Linked DNA regions of Homo sapiens: all the other regions are linked to region 3. Evidence: chromatin contacts called from ENCODE Hi-C or POLR2A ChIA-PET data. All regions are on one chromosome and are shown on one strand. The core of a region is the stretch at or near the end of the contact, and the rest is flanking DNA. Distances in the headings are between cores, read along the strand shown.

Region 1 (2,700 bases), core at 20-2,519, 370 kb before region 3:
CAGCCTCAGCTGAAAGGACCCTTAGCACTCACCATGGAGTGGCCCAGATGCTCGCTCACACTCTCAGACAGGTAGAGCAATTTCCCCTCGGCTGTGAACACAAGCAGAAAGCCGGGTAGTGCCGCTACGATGTCCTCAAGCTCTTGAGCTGAGAGAAGCCCCGTGGGGCCCGCCAGAGGAGTGCCTGTAGGGCGAGAAGACGTAGTGCGTCAGGAGTAAGACTGGGAGGCAGAGAAGAAGTGAGGAAGGCATGGTCTGAGTTTCAGAGAATCCAGAGGAATTTCTCATGGACCTGCCTCTGCAAACACCTGTTGACCCGCTGCCCGCAGCTCTTGGCCAGGGAACCTGTTGCTGTATCTCCATAGCCCACAAGCCCTCGACTTCTAAAGCGGGGTCGGCTCCTCTCGGCTCTTAATTTCAGAACCGCGGACAGAGCTCCAAAGCGGCTCTGAATTTCAGAACCGCGGACAGAGCTCCGAAGCCGACTGTGGGTTCAGAACCATGGACAGAGCCATACACGGCCGGCGCAGCCGTCAGCACCATGGGCAGCGCCCCGAAGGCGACAGGAGATCCCTTTCAGCACCGCGGACAGTAGCTATGTTCCCCTAGGCTCAGGCAGCTCCATCCCTGCAACTTCCCGGGCTTCCCTCCCCGGCTCCCGGAGCGCTTCTGCACTGGCGGGCACCGAGGCCGCTCTGTCCTGGCTCTTATCCTCTCATAATCTGGTGTTAGGGACACCGTCCAGGCTCTCTAACTCTCATTCAGAACTAAGGTGAGGTCTGGAGGGAGCTCAGGAGGAAAAGTAGAAAGTCCCGAATCTCCCGAGTCCCGAATCTCCCCAGCTCGCCAGCACGCTGCCCTAGACATGCGACAGCCCCAGCGGGTTCCCTCAGCTCCAGGGTCTCCGGCGCCTGGCAGCTCGGATCTGCGGTAGCCCCAGCATGCTCACCACCAGCGAAGAAGACGCCCTTGCGAGTGTAGATGCAGGCGAGGCTCATGATGTGCAGGTAGGACAGCCGGACCTTGTCCGCTTCGGCCAGCGGCAGCAGCTCCTTGAGGTTCCGGATCTCGGCGTTGATCTGGTCCCGGCGCGCCTTGGAGGCGCCCTTGGTGGAGCGGTACATGACCGGCGGCTGCGGAGCTCCAGCTCGGGTGCCCGAGCACCTGCGCTCCCGTCCCGACGCACCGGCGGCTTCCTCCTCCGTGCTTCCCCGTCTCTCGCTCAGGCTCGCTCTCTGCTCTCCTGGGCTCCGCTCGGCTGCGCTGCCCCCCTCGCCTGCCTCACGCCGCCTTATATAGCTCCTGCCAGGCGTGGGGGGCTCGTTTTAGAGCCGGGGGGGCGGGAGAGCGGGAGGCTGGGCTAAGCAAGCTGCAGCGGGAGCCGCTGACTGGGGAGGGGGGCTCCTCCTCCCGCCCGGCTTCCGACGTCATCTCATGACGTAGAATGAGAGAGGGAGGGAGGCGGGCGAGGGGGGAGCAGGAGGCTGCGGAGGGGGCCAAGCCTGGCGGGAGCTGAGCGGAGAGGAAGGCGCTGCGTTAGGAAAGCTTGAATGGAGTGTGGGGACCCTGGCGTCTGAATGCGTTCAGTTGAGGGAAGCGACAGGGCCAGGTTTAGGGCGGCCTGAAGCCCGCGGCAGGAGTCCGCAGAGGGCAGAGAGGGGCCGGCACTGACACTAATTTTTCTGAGGAGTTGAGGGAATGGGGAAGAACAGGGTTGTCTACAAATCCCCCTCGTTACTTGACAGACAAGGTCACGTTCACATGCAGGGAAGGAGGACTTTCCTTGGCCTCCGTGGGACAGGTCACTGCTGGGGTTCCTCTCTGGGGACTATTTAACCTGGGATTCCCTTGGCCATTTTTAGAGAACAAATTCCCGCCCCCGCTTCCCAAATCGGGCCTTGGCGGCTTATCAGGGGGTGTTCATGGGGGTCTAAGTCCCGAGGATGGGTGGAAAGGGAGTCCGGTGGGAAAGGGACCAGCTGAATTTGGCGTTGATCCTGTTTTCCCACAGCCAAGAATAGAAACCAACATCAGCGCTGTAGTCTGCAGTGATTCGTGGTTTCCCTCTCAGCTAATTAACCTTACTGAAGGGGAAACTGAGGCAGGGACGTGGGGGCACGGCGAGGACCTGGGTCTGCACTTAGGCATCCCTTCCCCCCGTTGCCGGCCCCCAAGCGAGCGCTTCCCCCCGCCCTGCTGCCAGCCTCTGTCTCCCCGCGGGCCGGGGGCGGGGGCGGGGCCGGGGGAATCCCAGCTCCATATTAGGACAGGAATCCTCCGGCGGCTGCCGCGGCTGCGGCGGGCGGGGCCTGGCTGCCTCCGCACCGCTCCGGAGGGCTCCCCGCCCTGCCTAGGCGGGCAAGATGGGGGAGCAGCTGAGAAGCGAAGGGGCAGCGCCGGACCCTCCATGACCCCTGCACCTACCAGGGACCCTGTATTTTTGCCAGGTTCCCTCCACCCCTCTCCACATTTGCGCCTCTAAGGCTCCTGGCTCTGCCTCTCCACCTTCAGCTCTCCACTTTCCACCTTCGTTTCTTTTTCTGTCCTTTCATATCCTTTTCTATCCTTTTCATATCCTGTCACCTTTGCCCTATCCCCACCCCCCCACACACCCGCTTTTTTTCTCTTTTCACCACAGATGATTGCTCTCTACAGGGGCGAGGATGTGCCGTTCTTATCCTGGGATTCAATAATGCAAGA
Region 2 (2,700 bases), core at 157-2,656, 330 kb after region 3:
ACCTTGTCCGATGCTGATGTTCTCTGAAATTGTTTATATTCAACAGAATACCAAGGCCAGCTCCCAGATGTGCAGGGATGTATAAATTAAACGCAATTTAAATCTAAATTTCCAGTTTTGTGTTTGTTTTATGTGAGAACTTGAAAAAATATATCTAAGTTGGGTGTCTGAACAAATAAACATTAGAGAAGAGCTGAGAAACCAAAGAGAGAAAATTGTGAAATCTAAAAGACTGAAAAGTGTTGATAAATTTGACTACAAAAAATTAGTCTTTGTCCTGGGTGCAGTGGCTCACGCCTGTAATTCCAGCGTGATTTGGGAGGCCAAGGTGGGCAGATCACTTGAGTCCAGGAGTTCAAGACCAGCCTGGGCAACATGGCAAAACTCCACCTCTACCAAAAATACAAAAATTAGCTGCGTGGTGGCGCAGGCCTGTGGTTCCAGCTACACAGGAAGCTGAGGATGGGGGATGGATTAAGCCTGGGAGGTCGAGGCTGCAGTGAGCCAATCAAACCACTGCACTCCAGCCTAGGCGAGTGAGACCTTGTCTAAAAGACCAAACAACCACAAAAATAAGTCCTTGTCCAGCAAAAATCACCTTTACACAGGTTTGCAAGACAGACCACAGATAAAACATTTTCAATGCATTTAAGAAAAGGGTTGATGTCCCTAATAAACTAAAAATGAATAACCTACCTACTAATCAATATAAAAAGAGTACTTTTCAGAATCGTTTTAGATTTTTACAACGACATGTGCCATTAAAAACAATAAAAGAAAAAAACCCGGCTGGGGGCGGTGTCTCACGCCTGTAATCCAAGTACTTCAGAAGGCCGAGGCTGGAGGATCGCCTGAGGTCAGGAGTTCGAGACCAGCCTGGCCAACATGGCGAAACCCAGTCTCTACTAAAAATACAAAAATTAGGTGGGCATGGTGGTGTGCGCCTGTAATCCCAGCTACTCCGGAGGCTGAGGCAGGAGAATCGCTTGAACCCGGGAGGCGGAGGTTGCAGTGAGCTGAGACCGTGCCTGGCACTCCAGCCTGGGCGACAAAACGAGACTCTGTCAAAAAAAAATAATAATAAATAAGAAAAAGAAAGAAAGAGGGAAGGACGGGAAGGAAGGGAAGGGAAGGGGGGAAGGAAGGGAGGCAGGGAGGAGGGGGAGGGGGGAGGGGGAAGGAGGGGGGAGGGGGAAGGAGAGGGGGAGAGGGGAGGGAGGAAAGAGGGGAGGGGGGAAGGAAGGAAGGAAAAAAACAAAACACAACTGGAAAACCCTAGGACTTGAACCCAGGGAAAGCGTTAGGGGGTAAGGGGACTACACTTCCCGTGAAGCTCCGCGGCGGCTTCCCGTGAGGCCCCGCGGAGGCTTCCTGAGAGGTCCTGCGCGCTTTCCGCGCCAGCTTCAGTGTCAGCTCGCGAGCCCTGGCGTCGCGTAGGAGGGAGGATGGAGAGCGGCGACGAAGCGGCCATCGAGAGGCACCGCGTCCACTTGCGCTCCGCCACATTGCGCGACGCCGTACCCGCCACACTGCATCTGCTGCCCTGCGAGGTTGCGGTGGACGGGCCCGCCCCGGTGGGGCGCTTCTTCACGCCCGCCATCCGCCAGGGCCCCGAGGGTGAGCCCTGCGGCCGGACTACGGCTCCCGGCAGCCCCCGCGCCGGCCTGCGCGCTTCTCATCGCCTGGGCTCCTGGGGATCGTGGTCCGTCCGGAGGTGGCGGGAGGGCAGCTCCGGGCTCGACCCAGCGTGGGTCCTGCCTGAGGCCCTTTGCGCCTCCCGCTCCAGGACTCGAAGTGTCGTTTCGGGGCCGCTGTCTACGGGGAGAGGAGGTGGCGGTGCCGCCTGGCCTCGTGGGATACGTGATGGTGACAGAAGAGAAGAAGGTGTCGATGGGGAAGCCAGACCCCTTGCGGGATTCCGGGACTGACGACCAAGAGGAGGAGCCGCTGGAGCGGGACTTCGTGAGCAAAGGGATAGGGTTGAAAGGGGGTGCGGGCGGGAGCTGTAGTCCCGATGCTGAGCCAGGCCCCTTCCCCAGGACCGCTTCATTGGAGCCACTGCCAACTTCAGCCGCTTCACCCTGTGGGGTCTGGAGACCATCCCTGGCCCGGATGCCAAAGTGCGTGGGGCCTTAACTTGGCCCAGCCTTGCGGCAGCGGTGAGTAGACGAGGAGTTCCGTCTTGCCCCCGGGTGGATGGGCTGGGGAGCACAATTGCGCAGACGGAGCCTGGAGGATTCTACTGGGTAGTGTGTGGGAAGCGTAGCTCCCTGACCACTCTTCCTAGCATGTCTAGAAGCGGTTATTCTGAACAGCTGGGTCCTTCCTCGGGTATGGGGGCCAGCTTGCCGCCCTGTCTTACAAGTCCAACAGTAGAGGCGACTCCTGTTGCAGATTCACGCACAGGTGCCCGAGGACTGAGAACCAGAGCTTGAAATTCAAAGCTGCGATCCCTTCACAGCAGTAAACCAGCTCTTTGGAACCGATTCCATCACCCCAATAAAGGAGCTCTTCACAGCACCTGTGAGTCTGGGCGCCTTAGAGCCCCTAAGCCAGCATGGGCCCTTTCCCCCTCCCCACCAAGAACTTTGCATGGCTCTGGCATATAGAAACAATTTATTGCCGGGGGCAATAGGGGTAAGAGAAGCCAGAAATTTTTGCAGCCAGCACCCACCCCACCCCCAACTTCTACTTTACAAA
Region 3 (2,700 bases), core at 98-2,597:
CCCCATCACCTCCCCCCTTTTTTTTTTAAAGAAGCAAAGTCTCATTCTGTCACCCAGGATGGAGTACATGGAGTACAGTGGCGCAACCAGAGCTCACTGCAGCCTCCAACCCCAGGGCTCCAGCAATCCTTGAGCCTCTTTATAGGGACTTTATAGGCGCGTGCCACCGTGCCCAGCTAATTTTTAAAATTTTTTGTAGTAACAGAGTCTCACTATGTTGCCCAGGCTGGTCTCGAACTCCTGGCTTCAAGCGATCGTCCCATCTAAGCATCCCGAAGTGGTGGGATTACAGGCATGCGCCACTGCACCCGGCCACAAGCTGCTTTTGGAGAAGCAGACAGTGGAAAAGGAGGCAAGTGTCAGCATCAAAGAGAGAACTGAAGAGCTCACAATTCTGTCATGGCAGTACCTCCCTGCCCAACAACTGCAAGTGAGAGGAAGGGCTACCCTGAACATATGGAATCTTTTTTTTTCCCCACTCAGGTCAGGCGAGTAATGTGCAAGGGTGTCACATCTCACACATGCACGTGAACACCCAATCATCATGCTCATGAACTACAAAAGGATCAGCAGATGGAATCTTAAAAAACAGAAGAATCTCCCTACCTGTGCCGACATGGGAGGTGGAGCGGCTTTGTCCCCATCTTCCCCTCTCAAAACCGGCCGATTCAGCACGATGCCAGTCTGCAAAAGAGAAAGGACTCTAGGTCAGTCCAAAACTAGCTGTTTCACTAAACGACGTTCGCTCCCAATTCATTCAACAAAACGTACCCAGTGCCTGTCTGCCAGCGCTCTGGCTGGGCACTGAAGAGGACCAAGATGGATACAAGAAATTACAACTAAGCTGGCAAAGGCAAGAACAAGCTAAAAAGGGCAAGCCTCCGCCTTGCTGTGCCGAGATAAAGAAAGAATGAAGACCGAGCCGTGATGGGGTATATAAGGTCTCCTGGAGAAGCTCGGCCTATCCTGACGTCCCGCCGCCAACACCTACCTGGCGGGTGTAGCTCTGCAGCCGCTCCACCAGCTCCTCGCGATTACCTGCAGGGCAAAGTACACGATCAATGGGGCAGGCCAGCCCGGCCAGGTCAGGCCCCAGCGGCCTGCCTCCGCCCCTCGCACCCGAGTCTCCCGGGTAACCAGGCTCCGCTTCTCCGCAGGCCCGTAAAGGCCCCTCGACTTCCTGTGTTCCTCACCCTGGATCGGAGCTCCGATCTCTGCCAACTTGGCCTGAAGCTCCTGGGCAGCCCAGGCGCCATAGTGGCCTGGAGGTGGCGGCGGCGGCAGCTGCAATTCTGCTTTGGGAGGCTCGGGATGCTCCGTCGCCATCTTAGCCGCAGGAAGGCGCGCGACCAACCCGGAAGCTGGGGCCAGCCTCAGGGCCCACTTGCCGGAACTTCCGGTGGCGCCGTATGCCACGTCCTCTCTGGTTGGGAGGCGACGCGCACTCAGGCACACCCGCTGCCGTGCGCTGGGCGACGGGATTCGCCGCAGACGCACCTTTCTCTAGTGGCCCCTCGGCGGTCTGGTCGCGAGGCCTCCTGGGAGTTGTAGTGCGCAGGTCTCGGTCTCTGCGGGCCCTGCGCGCCGCTACGGCCCCGAAGGCCGGCGGCGGGCCGGAGGGCGGGGCTGCGAGGAGGGCTGGCACTTCCCCGAGGGAGTGTTTTCTGCGCCTCACCTGCGGGAGCGAAGGCTCTCAAGCTTTCCGGCCCGGCCCTCCGGTCAGATCCTCGAACGCTTACGCTCCCAGGGAGTCCCGAGAGACTCATTTCCCCGGCGGCCCCGCGTTGCGGGCGCCAAGCGGGAGGCTGGAGCCGATGCCTGGGATAAAACAGTGTCTGATTGTCTGCCCGCCCACCCCCGGCCCAGGCCCGGATGAATGGGCTGAAAGGGGATCCAAGCCGGGAGAGCAGCAGGCCTGCCCGGGCTGAGCTCCAGCTGCCGACCTGGGGGAAGGGCGACTCTAAAGCCCCCTTTTCCACCTTCCAGGCCGGCTCAAATGTCGTCTTCTCCACTAAGCCTCCTCCCGCTTTCCTTTCCTTTCTTAGAGCTCCCATAATACGTTCGAATCTCCACCGTTTGTTAAGTCTTTCTTGCCCTTTCTTCCTACCTCTATCCCAAAAATGTGAGCAGGGACTTGATCATTTTCAGTCTCGCATCGCCTGGCGTTCAAGAGGCGCCCAATAAATGATTACTGGAAAAAAAGGAACAATGTTTCTGGTGAAAGCATTTGTGTCTTTTTTAGTCTCAAAAATAAACTCAGGCCCTTTTCCCTCAGCCGCACCTGCACTGGGGGCCCCACCTTGCCTCCCACTCCCCACCCCAACTCCCCTTGGCCTTTGGAGACAGAGGCAGAGACTGGCAGGGATTCTTGCCTGCCTAGCATCCACCTCTCCCTGTCCCACACCATCAATTCAGTTTCTCTCCCCACCTCTGCCACTAGCTCTGCCCTCTCACCAACAGCTAGCCTGTGTGTGTTTTTTATGTGTGTTGAGAAAGGGAGTGGGGAGACTCAAGTGAAATGGTCTCATTTTCCCCCTACACATCCCCTTCAGATCTTTTCTCCAGCTCCATTTTGCCAACTGCCCCCAGTGGAGAAGAAGCTGGGAACAGGGAAAAAAAAAGAATGGGGCACCAGGTCGGGGGAAGGTGAGGTTTGGGAGAGACAGGGAAAAGGACTGGGTTGAGAAAGGTTGGCTCACA

The links. A loop is a pair of places that touch in the nucleus more often than their neighbours do. ChIA-PET counts read pairs that join two places held with the same protein, here RNA polymerase II (POLR2A). Pooled maps may share reads with other maps.
Region 1: a loop to region 3 is called in a pooled map, with 3 times the contacts of the local background. The contact joins the promoter of NPAS4 here to the promoter of SF3B2 in region 3. A Hi-C loop is called at or near these places in 1 of 37 single-sample maps with no recorded cell type and 7 of 50 pooled maps. POLR2A ChIA-PET finds 5 or more read pairs at or near these places in 4 of 52 experiments (CD4-positive, alpha-beta T cell, HEK293, PC-3 and 1 more).
Region 2: a loop to region 3 is called in a map of CD4-positive, alpha-beta T cell, with 4 times the contacts of the local background. The contact joins the promoter of RNASEH2C here to the promoter of SF3B2 in region 3. A Hi-C loop is called at or near these places in 4 of 168 maps with a recorded cell type or tissue (CD4-positive, alpha-beta T cell, CD8-positive, alpha-beta T cell and naive thymus-derived CD4-positive, alpha-beta T cell), 8 of 37 single-sample maps with no recorded cell type and 16 of 50 pooled maps. POLR2A ChIA-PET finds 5 or more read pairs at or near these places in 14 of 52 experiments (A549, CD4-positive, alpha-beta T cell, CD4-positive, alpha-beta memory T cell and 10 more).

Annotation. Positions count from the first base shown.
Region 1 is chr11:66,419,604-66,422,303 of GRCh38, reverse strand. It overlaps NPAS4 (neuronal PAS domain protein 4), which reads right to left and starts at 1,269. Exons shown (of 8, transcript NM_178864.4): 1 at 950-1,269; 2 at 33-184. The coding sequence starts at 1,124. RefSeq lists silencers at 392-686, 380-694 and an enhancer at 627-1,223.
Region 2 is chr11:65,719,504-65,722,203 of GRCh38, reverse strand. RNASEH2C (ribonuclease H2 subunit C) reads left to right here and starts at 1,406. Exons shown (of 4, transcript NM_032193.4): 1 at 1,406-1,617; 2 at 1,787-1,962; 3 at 2,040-2,159; 4 at 2,395-2,700. The coding sequence starts at 1,446. The coding sequence ends at 2,421. It overlaps KAT5 (lysine acetyltransferase 5), which reads right to left. Exons shown (of 13, transcript NM_182710.3): 13 at 2,600-2,700. RefSeq lists an enhancer at 1,261-1,330 and a silencer at 1,481-1,720.
Region 3 is chr11:66,051,011-66,053,710 of GRCh38, reverse strand. It overlaps SF3B2 (splicing factor 3b subunit 2), which reads right to left and starts at 1,347. Exons shown (of 22, transcript NM_006842.3): 1 at 1,194-1,347; 2 at 992-1,038; 3 at 607-684. The coding sequence starts at 1,326. SNORD13F (small nucleolar RNA, C/D box 13F) reads right to left here and starts at 567; the gene lies at 483-567. RefSeq lists enhancers at 1,140-1,309, 1,930-1,979, 1,798-2,349 and a silencer at 1,520-1,729.